2 separate regions of the Homo sapiens genome follow, and region 1 is linked to region 2. Evidence: chromatin contacts called from ENCODE Hi-C or POLR2A ChIA-PET data. All regions are on one chromosome and are shown on one strand. The core of a region is the stretch at or near the end of the contact, and the rest is flanking DNA. Distances in the headings are between cores, read along the strand shown.

Evidence for each region. A loop is a pair of places that touch in the nucleus more often than their neighbours do. ChIA-PET counts read pairs that join two places held with the same protein, here RNA polymerase II (POLR2A). Pooled maps may share reads with other maps.
Region 1: a loop to region 2 is called in a pooled map, with 3 times the contacts of the local background. The contact joins two enhancer-like sites. A Hi-C loop is called at or near these places in 3 of 168 maps with a recorded cell type or tissue (Right ventricle myocardium inferior, cardiac septum and heart left ventricle) and 7 of 50 pooled maps. POLR2A ChIA-PET finds 5 or more read pairs at or near these places in 6 of 52 experiments (A549, A673, H1 and 3 more).

What each region holds. Positions count from the first base shown.
Region 1 is chr2:30,421,245-30,423,944 of GRCh38, reverse strand. No RefSeq gene overlaps it. Among named protein-coding and RNA genes, the nearest start is that of LCLAT1, 25 kb to the left of the region's middle. Within about 2 kb of position 1,349, at least 16 of the 41 ENCODE cell types and tissues checked have a DNase peak (open chromatin) inside an H3K27ac peak, as active enhancers do.
Region 2 is chr2:30,502,499-30,505,198 of GRCh38, reverse strand. The region is part of intron 1 of LCLAT1 (lysocardiolipin acyltransferase 1); the gene reads right to left. Among named protein-coding and RNA genes, the nearest start is that of LCLAT1, 57 kb to the right of the region's middle. Within about 2 kb of position 1,443, at least 3 of the 41 ENCODE cell types and tissues checked have a DNase peak (open chromatin) inside an H3K27ac peak, as active enhancers do.

The sequences.
Region 1 (2,700 bases), core at 100-2,599, 81 kb after region 2:
AGCCTGGGCGACAGAGCAAGACTCTGTCTCAAAAAAAAAAAAAAAAAAAAAGGATAGATACTCAGGCCTGCTGGAGAATTAGTGAGGCTCCATGGAAAATGGAGATTTGGGGTCTTTTGTTCAAATAGCAGGAGAAGAGTGTTGTTAAAGGTACTAAAATATAAAGCTTTTTTGTTTGTTTTCTGCAGTTTCCCTCTCAACTTGTCATGGCATTTTAAAATTTGCTATATAAGATCCTTCTAAGAAAAATGATCATTTAAAAATTGTCACCATAAATTTTATCATTTATGTTTATGTTGTATAATGCCAGTTTTAAATATAGGCATAAGAGTGTTTAATGAAATTACAAAATTCATATTTTATAGCTCATACATGTGTATGGACTTAGTTTTTAGCAGAACAGTGAAAACTCTGCATAAAACTAATTCAATGATTTTTATTTCATTTCCTAATATATGACATCCTACCAACACCGCCTGCCTTTGGCATGCTGATGAGGGAAGAAGGTCTAAAAAGACTATGGGTTGCCCAATCTTTCCCTTTCCTTCTATGCCATTATTTTCGGTGTATGTGTATAATTGAGGCACTGACAGTCCCCCGAGGCAACATGAGAACTTGCTTCAAATGTAGAAAGAAAGTAATGGAGTTCTAAGGAACACAAATGACCACGGAATCCTATCATATCTTCTTTTTTTTTTTTTTTGAGACAGAGTCTTGCTCTGTCCCCCAGGCTGGAGTGCAGTGGTATGATCTTGGCTCACTGCAACCTCCACCTCCAAGGTTCAAGCAATTCTTGTGCCTCAGCCTCTGGAGTAGCTGGGACTACAGGCATGTGCCACCATGCCTGGCTACTTTTTTGTATTTTTAGTAGGGACAGAGTTTTGCCATGTTGCCCAGGCTGGTCTCGAACTCCTGAGCTCTGACAATCCACCCGCCTCGGCCTCCCAAAGTGTTAGGATTACAGGCATAAGCTACTGCCCCCGGCCCCTATTATATCTTTTCTTATTCATGTTACTTCCCTGCAGTATATTAGGATTGGCTTAGAATGTGCCTTTCTAGAACCACTGTATATTTAAAAAGAACCACAAAACCTTTGACCCTCTTTCCACTATGTCTTTTCCAGTATGTGTCTTCATAAAAGGGAGCTCTGAAAAGCTTAGACCCAGAATATATGCTCACCTGCATGGCTCAGTGATATAGGAATTAAAGGATTCTTGAGTAAAAAGAATGAGTGTATTTGTCACTGTGGCAAGGGTGTTGGGGCGATGCTAGAGGATATGCGACAATGTGTGTGGGTGGTGAGTGCATGTCATGCCTGGGCGAGGCTTAGAAGGGGTGTGGTATGTGTTCCTGTGTGTATGCCCTGTGTGTGTGTTGGGGGCGGGGGTGGTATTTGTGGCACATATTTTATGTGTCTGTGTGATTGGTAGATAGGGTTTGTGGTGTGTTTGTATATGTGTGCAATATGAAATGAATATTAGTTTTAGTTTTTTCAGCACACTTTTCCTCTGGGCTGTGTAGCCCACAACTTTTGTTTCCCCTGAAATGCCAGTCTGTTCTCATGTTCTTCTAAGTAAAATAACATGCAGCTTTTAGACATTCACAAACAAAACCCAGTGGTTTTTATCTGAGTCAAGCGCTCCCTGGGGCTTTGCTCTTTTTTTTTTTTTCTCCTCTCCTTCCTGTAAATCCATTTTATGCGTTGGAGCTAGAAGATGACATCTTGTTACATCATGTTAGACAGCACCATAATTTTTTCCAGCTAACCATTTCCAATCTGGCTAAGCAGACAGAACTGAACAATGACAACCAAGCAGAAATAAAGGATCGGCTCACAGCCCTGCAGGGTGGACTCGGAGGAGCCTTGTCCCCAGATCTGAAGTCGACTCGCCGTGTTTTAAGTTTTAACTCCTTAGATTGGGGAGGACGAAATCTGTTCAGGTTCACAGCTCTTCCAGTGATAATGCATAGTCTTTCTCTGCTGGAGCTGAGGATGCCTGTTGTGGGGAGGGGCCTCTGCAAGGGGAGGGAGCAATAGGGTGAGACTGATGGCTTGCCTGAGGTCCTTTCTATACTATGCACAGGTCAGGCCTGTCTTTTGCTTTCCAGCTGCAGCTGCTATTTATAGTCTTGTCTCTGTTTGCTATTCTGCCTGTGACCCCTGTAGTCAGCTCAAGGCCTGTGTTTAAAAAGAGCTCTTCTATGCTCATGTTCAAGCCCACCACGGAGGCTTTCCTTTAGCAGTCTGTGTGCCAAAACTCAGTGAAAGGTCTCTGCAGATCCCCTCCCCACCTCCTGGTATGCCGTGCATCAGATTGGGTGTCTGAGTTCCCTCAACGTTGCCATGCATCTCCACCTGCAGCCTGTGATGTGGTGAGAAATAGTTCTAGGTGGGAGTTGTGCTATATCTCTTACATCTTATTGTGGGTGTTCTGCCAGAATGCCCCTTCCAAACAAATCTCATTATGTCAGCCTTTGGCCTAAAAATATTCACTAACTTACTAGCTGTACTGCCTAGATAACTAAGACAAAAAACTTTAAGATCTATAAAGTCAGCGATGTGTATGAATACCAAACTCAGAGCCAGGTGATCCAAGTTTGAACCATAACTCCAAGCTGTGTGACTCTGAGCAAGTCAGTGACATTCTCTGAGCTTCCCCATCCTGCTTGCAAAGAGATTGCCTGCTTCGTGGGGGTGGG
Region 2 (2,700 bases), core at 194-2,693:
TCCCTCTTAGTATTTACCCTAGAGAAATATTCAACTGAATGTACAAAGATGTTTCCTTGCAGCATTGTCTGTAACAGAAAAAGAAGAAACATTAATGTCCACTGATGGGGAGAGAGCTAAATTAACTATGGTACATCCAAATACTATGACACAATATGCAGCAGCTGGAAAGAATGCAGTCAAGCTGTATTTTCTAAACTGATCTGCTCTCCAAGATGTATTGCTAAGAGAAAATGCAATACCATTTTTGGAAGGAAGGAAACCACACCCTCCCCCAAAAGGCTTAATGCCATATGGTTTATATAAATAATTACAAATGCACAGAGATCTGTCTAGAAGAATACCTGCCAATGACACATGCGGTTGCCTCTATGGGATGGGACAGCTGTGACTGAGGATGGTGGTCAAAGGGAATTAAACCTTTCTCTAATGTTTCATAGAGAACATTTCCATTTGTTACTTATAGGGTTAAAAGGAAAGAAGGGAGAGAGAAAAGGAAGGGGAGAGGAAAAAGAAGTAGCTTAGCTGTAGCCAAAGTAAGTTGCCTGTCAGTAACTGCTATTTTTCCATGATCCCATAATCAAAGCAAAAAGATTAATGTTAAGGTAGAAACAACCCATACCCCTTAGGAAGATGATTGCTTGCCATACATTAAGCCCAAAGTAAATTTTCAACAACAAGTTAGAAAGACTGAAAACATAAATTGAGATAGGAATGATAAAAGTATTTAGTAAACTAAAACTACATTGGCACCACCAAAGATCCTGAGCCTAATAAAACCATCATTTGGTTTACTGAGTAGCATTTATCTCTTCCCATTTGAAGTTTAAGCTCATGTTTTGTTTTTCCCTTCATGAGACACAGCCAGAAAAATTATTAATATAATAAAAGAACTAAGTGATGAAGTCAGAAAGCAGGTTTACTGAAATTAAATCCATCTACACAAAATATGAGCCCATAAATATATGTTACATGTAATATATGTTATGTTATGTAATATGTTATATATGTAATGCATATTATGTGTAATATGTTGTATATGTTTATGTTGTGTATATATGTGTAATATATGTGTTTATATATACACACACATATATAAACACACACACACACACACGTAAGTCCCTTAAGCATGAAGAAAGTTCTAGCAGAAATTTTCTCTGCTCACAACTCAAAGAGGCCAGTTGTGACAGTCAGGCTAAGACCTCACATCTCCTGTGACCGGCTAAGCGTTCTTTCCATTAGAAGGGGATCTTAGAAGGCTAAGGAAAATCAACTAAAACAGAGAAAAGCAATTAATATACAACCAAGGCCTGAGTCTTGAGGGAGAACAGTGCTCAGTCAAGCTAGGACAAAATGCAAAGACATAAAGAAGCGGACTTCTTGACATTATTTTTTGTGGTACACACTGCACAGTGATTGGTTTAGTCACAAGGAAGTTTTTCCATGGTTTCAGATTTCTGTTTGGTTTTGTTTCCTCCAAACTGTTTCAAACAATCTGAATTATTAGCAGCAAACTTTTAAAAATATCACCATTTTTTTCTTCTCAAACAGCAAGTACACTATATTTCAACAATTTCCTGTTACTACACAAAGTTTCCTTTCAAGATGTAAAAGTTAAAACCACATACACCCATGCTAAGTGGAACTCTATTATGTGAAATCATTTCAAAATGATTAGGGTAACTCTAGTATACTCCACCTAGCTGTTATTTAAGGGACTACTTTTCAAATTACTTATTATAGTCCTCAAAATGTTAAACATAGAGTTACAATATGATCCAGCAAGCCCAGTCCTAGATATATAAATCCAAGTGAAATGAAAACATATGTCCACACAAAAACAGGCACATAAATGTTCATAGTGAGATAGGAGACCTGCAGGACTTGTTTTCTGGTCACAACCCTACTGGCCAAAACAGGATCTGGCCCAGACAAGATGAAGTGAAAAAACAGGCAGGCATCTAAAGATGGCAAGGAAAGCAATCCCTAGCTGCCCCCATTGTCCATTAGCATAAGACACTCCCACCAGCGCCACGACAGTTTATAAATGCCATGGCAATGACCTGGATGTTACCAACCCCTTCCTTGGCAAGGGCCTGGAAGTTACTGCCCCTTTCCTAGAAAGTTCTAAATAACCTGCCCCTTAATTTGCATGTAATTGAAAGTAGGTATAAGTAAGTATAAATGCAACTGCCAAGAGACCATACGTTGCCTACTCTGGGCCCACTGCCTGTGAGTTAGCCCTGTTCTGCAAGGAACAGTACTGCTCAATAAATGACTGCTGTCACTGGCTCACCCTTAAATTCTTTCCTGGGTAAAGCCAAGAATTCTCCTGGGTTAAGCCCCAATTTGGGGGCTCACCTGTCCTGCATCAATAGCAGCACTATTCATAGTAAAGGAGGAAACAACCCAAATAGACTTCACTTGTTGAACGGATAAACAAAAGTGGTATATCTATCAGTAGATATTATACTAAAAAAAAGAGAGAGATGAGGTACTGACACATGCTACAACATAGATGGACTTTGAAAACACTATGCTAAGTGAAAAAAGCCAATCACTAATGGCCACATGGTATATTATTTCATTCACATGAAATGCCCAGACCAGACAAAGCTACAGAGACAGAGAGCAGACCAGTGGTTCCCTAGGGCTGGGGCTGGGGACAGTGGGAATGTGAGGTGACTACTAATTAGT